Regions from separate parts of the Mus musculus genome. Here region 2 is linked to region 1. The links are chromatin loops, found by intact Hi-C in ENCODE. Cell type or tissue: heart. All regions are shown on one strand. Each heading gives the region's core, and the rest is flanking DNA. Links, peaks and the distances in the headings are about the cores only. Region 1 holds the start of Hspa5 (heat shock protein 5). Region 2 overlaps Phf19 (PHD finger protein 19).

Region 1 (4,352 bases), core at 1-4,000:
CATTAGTGGCCACCACTTCAAAGACACCATTGTCAATGGTGAGAAGAGACACATCGAAGGTGCCGCCACCCAGGTCAAACACAAGGATGTTCTTCTCTCCCTCTCTCTTATCCAGGCCATATGCAATAGCAGCTGCTGTACTGTGAGGATGAAGAGGAGGGAAGAAAGCTTGGTCAGGGGTTCATATTTCCCCCCCACTTGGGAATATGGTAGAGCTCTGAGTCCCATACTTACGGCTCATTGATGATCCTCATGACATTCAGTCCAGCAATAGTGCCAGCATCTTTGGTTGCTTGTCGCTGGGCATCATTGAAGTAAGCTGGTACAGTAACAACTGCATGGGTAACCTAGAAGGACAACCGTGCAATCATACTTAAAGATGATTGAAGTACATGGTGTTCTCACTTCTGTCACTCTTATCAACTAGTCAAGCCACAACAGTTTCTAAGTCAGTTTACTGCTATATCATACGCTTTTGTCATTAGAATTAAGCAGTGGTAACTCATAAAGGCTGACTAGCATATACCTTGACCTCCCACAAAACACTAAATCACTAAAAGTTAAGATTGAAAGGTTTCTGGGGCTGGTGAGATGGCTCGGCAGGTAAGGGCACTGACTGCTCTTCCGAAGGTCCTGAGTTCAAATCCCAGCAACCACATGGTGGCTCACAACCACCCATAATGAGATCTGACACTCTCTTCTGGTGTGTCTGAAGTCAGCTACAGTGAAATTATGTATAATAATAAATAAATCTTTAAAAAAAAATTGAAAGGTTTCAAACCATGAAGGCTTCCCTACACAAGTCATCGAGGGGGAGCAACAGCAATCAAACACTCAACACTGTTTCACACGTTATTCACCTTCTTTCCCAAATACGCCTCAGCAGTCTCCTTCATTTTAGTGAGAACCATGGCAGAAATTTCTTCTGGGGCAAATGTCTTGGTTTGCCCACCTCCAATATCAACTTGAATGTACGGTTTAGTTTTCTTTTCAACCACCTATGGCATAAAGTAATTTAAAGGTAATTTTTCCGAAGAGGAAACAATGACACCACAAACGATTTAAAAAAAAAAATCCATTTCCTCCCTCCCATAGCTTGATTCATCTCTGTCCCTTAGGGGGAAATCACAACTAAAACTGAGCACAGCTGTATTGTAGATAGATCGACAGTTTTAGTCTGTTTCAACTTCTAGACATTGTTAACAGTGTGTCATGTTTTATAACACACTAAAAACGACTAGATGTAAAACCGTTACATAAATTCCGAACACATTCTTTTAAGTCCTTTGAACAGTGTTTTTGGCCAAGTGGCAACCCCTAAATACTCCTATCACCCCAGCCGCCCCATTAGCATGAGAAAAAAAAAACGGGTCCGACCTTGAATGGCAAGAACTTGATGTCCTGCTGCACCGAAGGGTCATTCCAAGTGCGTCCGATGAGGCGCTTGGCATCGAAGACCGTGTTCTCGGGGTTGGACGTGAGTTGGTTCTTGGCCGCATCGCCAATCAGACGCTCCCCTTCAGGAGTGAAGGCCACATACGACGGCGTGATGCGGTTGCCCTGATCGTTGGCTATGATCTCCACGCGGCCGTTCTTGAACACACCGACGCTGACGGGGAAACCCCACAGAAAAGGAATCAGCACCTCACTTTCTCACGCTGGCCCCGGAGGCCACGCCCCACTCCTCCCCACCCCCTCCTCCTTCGACGGATACCACTTACCAGGAATAGGTGGTCCCCAAGTCGATGCCGACCACCGTGCCCACATCCTCCTTCTTGTCCTCCTCCTCGGCCCGCACCGCGCCCAGCAGCAGCAACGCCGCCGCCACCACAGTGAACTTCATCATGCCGGCGCTGAGGACCAGTCGCTCAGCAGTCAGGCAGGAGTCTTAGGAGTCCAGCAACAGGCTGTGGCCCCGAAACGCGACGACGGTTCTGGTCTGAGGGCGACAGGGGCCTCGGGGTCAGGAGGAGACACGAAGCAGACTCGGAGCAGGCCTAGCAGCAGGCCGCGGCGCTTACCTCACACACACGCAGAAGCCCAAGTGTCCAGGTCAGTGTTGTCTCGGCCAGTATCGAGCGCGCCGTCGCCGACTCGCCTTATATACCCTCCCCACAGCCCCGTCGTGGAGGCCTCCGATTGGTGAAGTCGCTACTCGTTGGAGGCCGCTGATTGGTCCATGCCACCAAGCTGGCTGCTGCCGATTCGAAGCGGCCTCCTCCGCAACTCACGTCATTGCTACGCCCCCCGGGCTGACTCATTGGCTACTGGTCATTCTTAACGGCCACCAATGAGAGGCAGCATCCGCCCTGAGCGCTGGTCCTATTGGTTCAGCAGCTGCCTGTCCTTCGGGTGACCTCTCACCCCGAGACCGTTTCCGCCGGTAACCGTTCAGGTCCTCCCCTCACGCCAGGCCCCCGGGGACTGGAGTGGGGTCTGCGTGTCAGTTCCCTCGGGGTCTCCTTTTCTGTCTCTCACTCTGAAGAAGTACGCGGCCTTTCTCCTCCTCGATTCCCCGCGTCCTGAGCTGCCCGGCCTCAGCTGTGATCGCCCTCCCCAGCCTCCACACGTTCTCGGATGTCCCAGAGTCCAGGCCCTGTTACTCGCCCGGCCTGCACGTCTCGAGCTGGGGCCTGATCTGGATTCTGCCTCGCTGAGAATCCTGGTGCTTCTCAGCTAACCGTGTTTCTCCTTCACCCCAAGGCTAGCCGTATGTGTCTTTCCAGGCCTTTCGAATCTTCCCTTTGCCGGGGTTAAGTCCCAGGATTGGCCTGGCCAATTGTAACCTATTCCCTTTCTCCGCCGCGGAGATTCAGTACTATGGTCAAACGAGCACTTTCCACCATGAGATGTATCTTTTCTTCTCTCTCTCTCTCTCTCTCTCTCTCTCTCTCTCTCTCGTAGCGCCTTATTGTTCGCTAACCTGTTCTAGCATAGCATTTCCATTTATGACACTGGTTATTATTTATAAGTCCTTCCTCTTTCCCTCTTCCTTCTTGACACCACCCTATTCGACTCTTGGAATAGGGCTGATAATGCTAAAGACGTTTAGCAGACAAAAAAGTCTTGCTGATGCTTTACTCTTTTATAATAGTATGTTGGGGGACAAACAAAACAAGTTACTACTTGAGCTTATTATGTACTTCATTGTTTTGTTTTATGTATTTTGAGAGGCATTGTACACAGGCCCAAGCTGGTCTATAACTACTGATCCTCCTATGTGTTTTCCATGTGTCATTTATTCATATTCAAGTCTTGGTACATTTTTCCCATTTTCCAGAAGAGACCATTGAGACCAAGAGCGATTAAATAGCTAGAATGGTCGATTGATAAGTGCTGAGAATATAGTTAATAACCCGGTTGATTTTACTCCATAATTTATACTATTGATTCCCACCACCACCACCCTTTTTTGTTGTTTAAAGACAAATTTCATGCACCCCCAGTCTTCAAACTGTGTAGCAAATGACTTTGAACTTCTGTTTCTTCTATCTATACCTCCCAAGTGCTGAGAACTTCAGGCATAGGCATGTACTACCATGGGACTTGCATCTATGCATGCTACACAACTGACATCTGTCTCCAGGCCTGGAGCTCAACATGTCCACCAGGCTGGCCTTGAACTCTCAGGTCCACCATCTCTGCACCCCAAGTCCTTATAGACATGCTTATGAAGGCTACTTGGGCCATTTATTACAGGCAGGAAATGACTCCAGTATTCCTATTAAATGTATTCTGAGCTTCATAAGTACACTGTGCAAATACTACTAAAACATCACACGCACAGTCACTAAAATGTTGAGCCTATGAATCAGTGTTCAGGAATTTTTTTCCTTTCTCATTCCTCAAAGATTAGTGACTCAGTCAACTCCATCCTTGCTATAGAAGTTGCATCACACAGCTCTTTCAGTCAGGCTTGTAATACTGTCATAACATTGATCTTCCTTTGGGTTGCATCAGACTAGTATTAAGATAGAATCACTAAGCCCAATCTACTGGTGCACACCTTTAGTCTCAGCACGTAGGAGGCAGAAGCAGGGGATCTCTCTGAGTTAGAGGCCAGCCTGGTTAGTACAAAGACAGCCAAGGCTACATGTTGAGACCCTACCTCAAAGGGGGGAAAAATGGAAATCACTACTTGACCACATTACAACTTCATGTCATTTCAAGCTTGTCTGTATATATATTACAGCAGTCAGTTTACACTAAAATCAAATTTCAGTTTCATCCTGTCTCTCTTTTTTTTTAAAAAAGATTTATTTATTTATTTTATGTAAGTACACTGTAGGCTGTCTTCAGACACCCCAGAAGAGGGCATCAGATCTCATTACAGATGGTTGTGAGCCACCATG
Region 2 (4,390 bases), core at 166-4,165, 130 kb before region 1:
AAGTTGCATTTGTAGGTCAGGGTATGCGTTACCTAGAATGTACAGTCTTTGGTTTGATGCCTAGCATCACTGCACCCTCCAAAAGGAGAAATATACTTAACATAGCCATTCAAACACTTGAGATATAAAAATATATTTAACAAAAGAAGACAAAAAAGGGAGCCGTTCCATAACTGTATTAGCAGTTGGGGTTTACTTCAGTGGGAGAGAGAGTACCCAGCAAGAACAGGCTCTGGGTCTAAACCCCAGGTCTAAAATAAGCTAAGATAAACAAATTAACTGGTCACTAAATCTGGACTTTGTATTTTGATTCAAAACACAAATTTGTAGTGACATTTCAATTTCCTAGACATTTGGAAATAAAAGTGACTTCAGATGCAATAAAGGCTATGCAGTGTGCTTTAAGAGAACTCTGACTAGAAATGTAGCTGCAGTGGTTACAGAAAGATGAATGGGTGTCTGGGTCTTGAATTGAAATAACAGGGAGGAGATGTGAGTGAGGCTGTTGTTTAAATAGGACTTTCTGTGAGTTCACGATTGATGGGAACATAGTCTCATTATAAACCTACATTTTTAAGCTGGGCGTGGTGGCTCACACCTTCAATCCCAGCACTTGGGAGGCAGAGGCAGGTGGATTTCTGAGTTCGAGGCCAGCCTGGTCTATGGTCTACAAAGTGAGTTCCAGGACAGCCAGGGCTACACAGAGAAACTATTGTCTCGAAAAACCAAAAATAAACCAAAAACAAAAAAACCTACATTCTTATCACAAAGTAGGCATTTTAAATGTCACTTGACACAAAAATGTTTAAACATAAAACAGGTTGGAATAGGTAGGAGAGGGAACTGGATGTGCCCGAGGTGCAAAGACTTAGCGGAGCAGTGGTGGTGTGTTTGAATCTCACTCTCGTGCTTCCCAGCTGAGCAAGGACCCTGACTTCTTGAGCCTCAGTTTCCCCATCTTTGGAGCAGGTGTTAGGAGACACCTCTGAGAGCCTGGGGAGATTCATCGAGGCTGCTTGTGGGGTGGGGTGGGGTGTGAAGCGCGGTGCTCAGCAGCTCAGTTCCTGCTCTGCGATTTTTATTATGATTGCTTTAACAACTAAAGTCCCTGACAGTTTTATACTGGTACATTCTGGTTACACTCTCCTCAATCCTCCCTAGTGCTCCCCCCCCATCTCTTCCCTCCTCCCTCCCTGCCCCTTTCCCAGATGGTTGATGTTTGGTTTTGTTGTGTGACCCCTTTGGTCATCTGTGTGTCTGTTGGACCGGGACTACCTACTGGAATCCAGTAGAATCAATGGGTACACAGCTGAAGGCAGTAACTCACCATCCCCTCCCCAAATGTATCAATATGAAATTGCTCAGCAGGGCAGGGTCTTCACAGTGAGCTGTTCACCCACTCGCCCAGGCCACACTTCCCACAGATGAGGATCATGATGGGAACATAGAGTCTCATTATAAACCTACATTCCCCCCCCCCCCAGACAGGGTTTGCTCAGCAGTGAAAGATAGGCACCCTGTGGCCCTGCCGTCAATATCTGGTGTGGATGGATCCATTCTTATGTAGACCCTTTGTCATCTGCAGTTGCTAAGAGTTCATTACAGGGGCTACACTCAGACAATGGCATTTCACAGTCCTTATTCCGGCCTCTCAGCTCTTACGTTCATTCTGGCCCCTCTTCAAGAGTGTCCCATGAGGGTATGGTGTGGAAGTCGTGTTTAGAGCTGAGCTTCAAGTGTCTCTTATTCTCTGCATTTTATACAGCTGTTTCTGCACTCTCCGAAGCTCACAGGAAGCAGACGCATCTCTGGTTAAGGCTGAATGGGTATAACGTATATCTAGACTCTGTGTCAACTTAGCTGAACAGCAGAACTAAATTTCCCAGTAGGGGGCCTAAGAGCTCCTCCCCAGATCCAAGTGTAGATTCCCTCCCAGCAGATGATTCTGACTAGTTCTTGGTGGTGTGAGCTGGATCTGAGTTGAGGGGACTTCTTTTTCAGCTGGTGTTCCGGGAGAGGAGCCCAAGTGTGACGTCTGCATGGGGAAGACTTCAGGGCCTATGAACGAGATCCTCATCTGTGGGAAGTGTGGCCTGGGTGAGTGGGTGAACAGCTCACTGTGAAGGCACTGCCCTGCGGGCCCCTCCCACTTTGTGGTCCCTCCCACTTTGTGGCCCCTCCCACATCGCACTTGCTGTGGTCCCAGCTAGCTTCCTATTTCTCCTATCCTGGGTTCCTCCTGCCTTGGGGAAAGGTGACCAAAAGCAATGGGAAATGTAGTTTGTGGCCCTCCTAGGCAGAGGAAGGCAGGTGCTGAAGCCAGCCCTTGGTGCCTCTTGCAGTGGCCAGTACTGTCTTTTTGTGCCTTACTGGTTATCAGCTTGGCTTCTGGGTGGGTACCACCAGCCAGTACCCTGAAAGCTGGCAGGCAGAGCTCCCTAGGGCTTGCCATAGCTCAGCTAGTCTCGCTGCCTATGGCCAACTGACCTTGGGCCACTGTTCCCTTGTGAGTGAGTGATTCGCAATCCCCACCTTCACCCCAGGTTACCACCAACAGTGCCACATCCCCATCGCAGTTGATGCCAACTGGCCCCTCCTCACTCATTGGTTCTGCCGACGCTGCATTTTCGCACTGGCTGTGAGGGTGAGCACCTCCCTACCCCCACCCCCAGTCCCACCCCCCACCCCCAGCCCTTGCCTTCCGACTGGCCAGACCAGAGCCCCAGAGACTCAGGCCTGAGACTTCATTGCTGATGCTGTACTCTAGGCAGAAGGGCTTCACTTGGTCCATGGAGACACAGGGTGCTCACTGTCTTAGACCAGATTTCAGAATCTCTCTAAACCTCAAGTTTCCCCAACCATAAAATGGACAGTTTTGTGTCAGTAGGAGGTCCCCAATAAAGGGCCATGTGCTATTAAAAGACAATGATATGTACCTGCCCCTAACACGTGGTATTATTTTTATTACTTCTTTTGTTTGGTTGGTTGGTTGGTTGGTTTTGTTTTTTGTTGTTGTTGTTTTGTTTTGTTTTGTTGTTTGTTTTTGGGTTTTTTGTTTGTTTGTTTGTTTTTTGGTTTTTCGAGACAGGGTTTCTCTGTATAGCCCTAGCTGTCCTGGAACTCATTTTGTAGACCAGGCTGGCCTCGAACTTAGAAATTCGCCTGCCTCTGCTTCCCGAGTGCTGGGATTAAAGGCATGTGCCACCACGCCCGGCTACTTCTTTTTTTTTTTTTTTAACTCTTGTTAAGATAAATATATTCTTTCACAGACTCTGTGTGTGTGTGTGTGTGTGTGTGTGTGTGTGTGTGTGTCCTTACTACAACTGATGCTATTAATGAATATCTCTAAGGGGAACAGGATGGGTTTAGGATTGGTAAGAAAAAGTTCCTCGTTTTTCTGATGCTCATAAAATGCCTGCGTCTCCCCAAACCCTGGCAGCATTTCTCCTGATAGCTATGTGCTGACAGGTGTGGTTGGTGACCTGGACTTTATCTCCCCCTAGAAAGGTGGCGCTTTGAAGAAAGGCGCCATCGCCAAGACGCTGCAGGCAGTGAAAATGGTGCTGTCCTACCAGCCGGAGGAACTCGATTGGGACTCGCCCCATCGCACTAACCAGCAGCAATGCTACTGCTACTGCGGCGGGCCTGGAGAGTAAGGCTACAGAGCGGGGCACGTGGGACTGCAGGGTGGGACTGACAGGCTCCGGGAGAACCTCAACTCAGGGGGCGGAGCCTGAGTGACAGCCTGAGGGGCGGGGCGGGCTTGAGTAACTGGCTCTGGAGGCGGAACCTGGAGGGGCGCACTCCAAGTGACAGCTTAGAGGCGGGGCCTGAGCGTCAGACTCTGGAGGGGTTAACTTGGAGTGACAGCTGGGCTGTGGGGTGTGAGCGTCTGGAGGCGGGATCTGGAGGGGCGGACCTGGAGCCATGGGGCGGGGCCTTAGTGTCACGCTGTAGAGGCGGGACCTAGAGAAATTTGACAGCTCAGGGGCGGGGTCCGAGTGTCAGACTGTGAAGGCGGGATCTAGAGAGGTGGACCCAGAGTGACAGCTGCGAGGCGGGGCTTTAGTGTCAGGCCTTGGAGGCGTGTCTTGGATGGGCAAATCCAGAGTGCCAGCTGAGTATTAGGTCTAGGGAGGACGGGCCTGAAAGTGACAGTCGGAAGGGTGGAGCCTAGGTGTCAGGCCATGGAGGCGGTATCTGGAGGGGCGGATCCGCGATGTCATTTTAGGGAGGGCAGATTTTAATGTTGAGGCTGTGTCACTTTGCAGGAGGCTTCAGGAGGGAGACCCAGAGTGGTCTGTGAGGGCCAAGCTTTAGAGGCGGGCCCAGGGGGTAGAATAGCTGCCATAAAGCAGGTCTGGTCCCAGGGGAGCCAGGAGAGTTACCT

Evidence for each region. Peaks named below come from ENCODE experiments on the same cell type or tissue, not always from the same donor. Only the 100,000 strongest peaks of a DNase experiment are listed, where the experiment ranks them.
Region 2: a loop joins it to region 1, with 2.1 times the contacts of the local background. A loop is called at or near these places in 6 of 42 quality-filtered maps.

What each region holds. Positions count from the first base shown.
Region 1 is chr2:34,769,816-34,774,167 of GRCm38, reverse strand. It overlaps Hspa5 (heat shock protein 5), which reads right to left and starts at 2,078. Exons shown (of 9, transcript NM_001163434.1): 1 at 2,022-2,078; 2 at 1,722-1,939; 3 at 1,378-1,609; 4 at 861-998; 5 at 235-347; 6 at 1-140. The coding sequence starts at 1,846. In heart, for the core only: no CTCF peak of the experiment used is centred there; a DNase peak (open chromatin) is centred at 2,227; H3K4me3 peaks cover 3,750 bases; H3K27ac peaks cover 2,385 bases.
Region 2 is chr2:34,904,712-34,909,101 of GRCm38, reverse strand. Phf19 (PHD finger protein 19) reads left to right here. Exons shown (of 15, transcript NM_028716.4): 4 at 2,002-2,097; 5 at 2,544-2,644; 6 at 3,504-3,652. Among named protein-coding and RNA genes, the nearest start is that of Phf19, 7.1 kb to the left of the region's middle. In heart, for the core only: a CTCF peak has its summit at 1,889 (motif pointing right); DNase peaks (open chromatin) are centred at 1,681, 2,121 and 3,901; H3K4me3 peaks cover 907 bases; H3K27ac peaks cover 758 bases.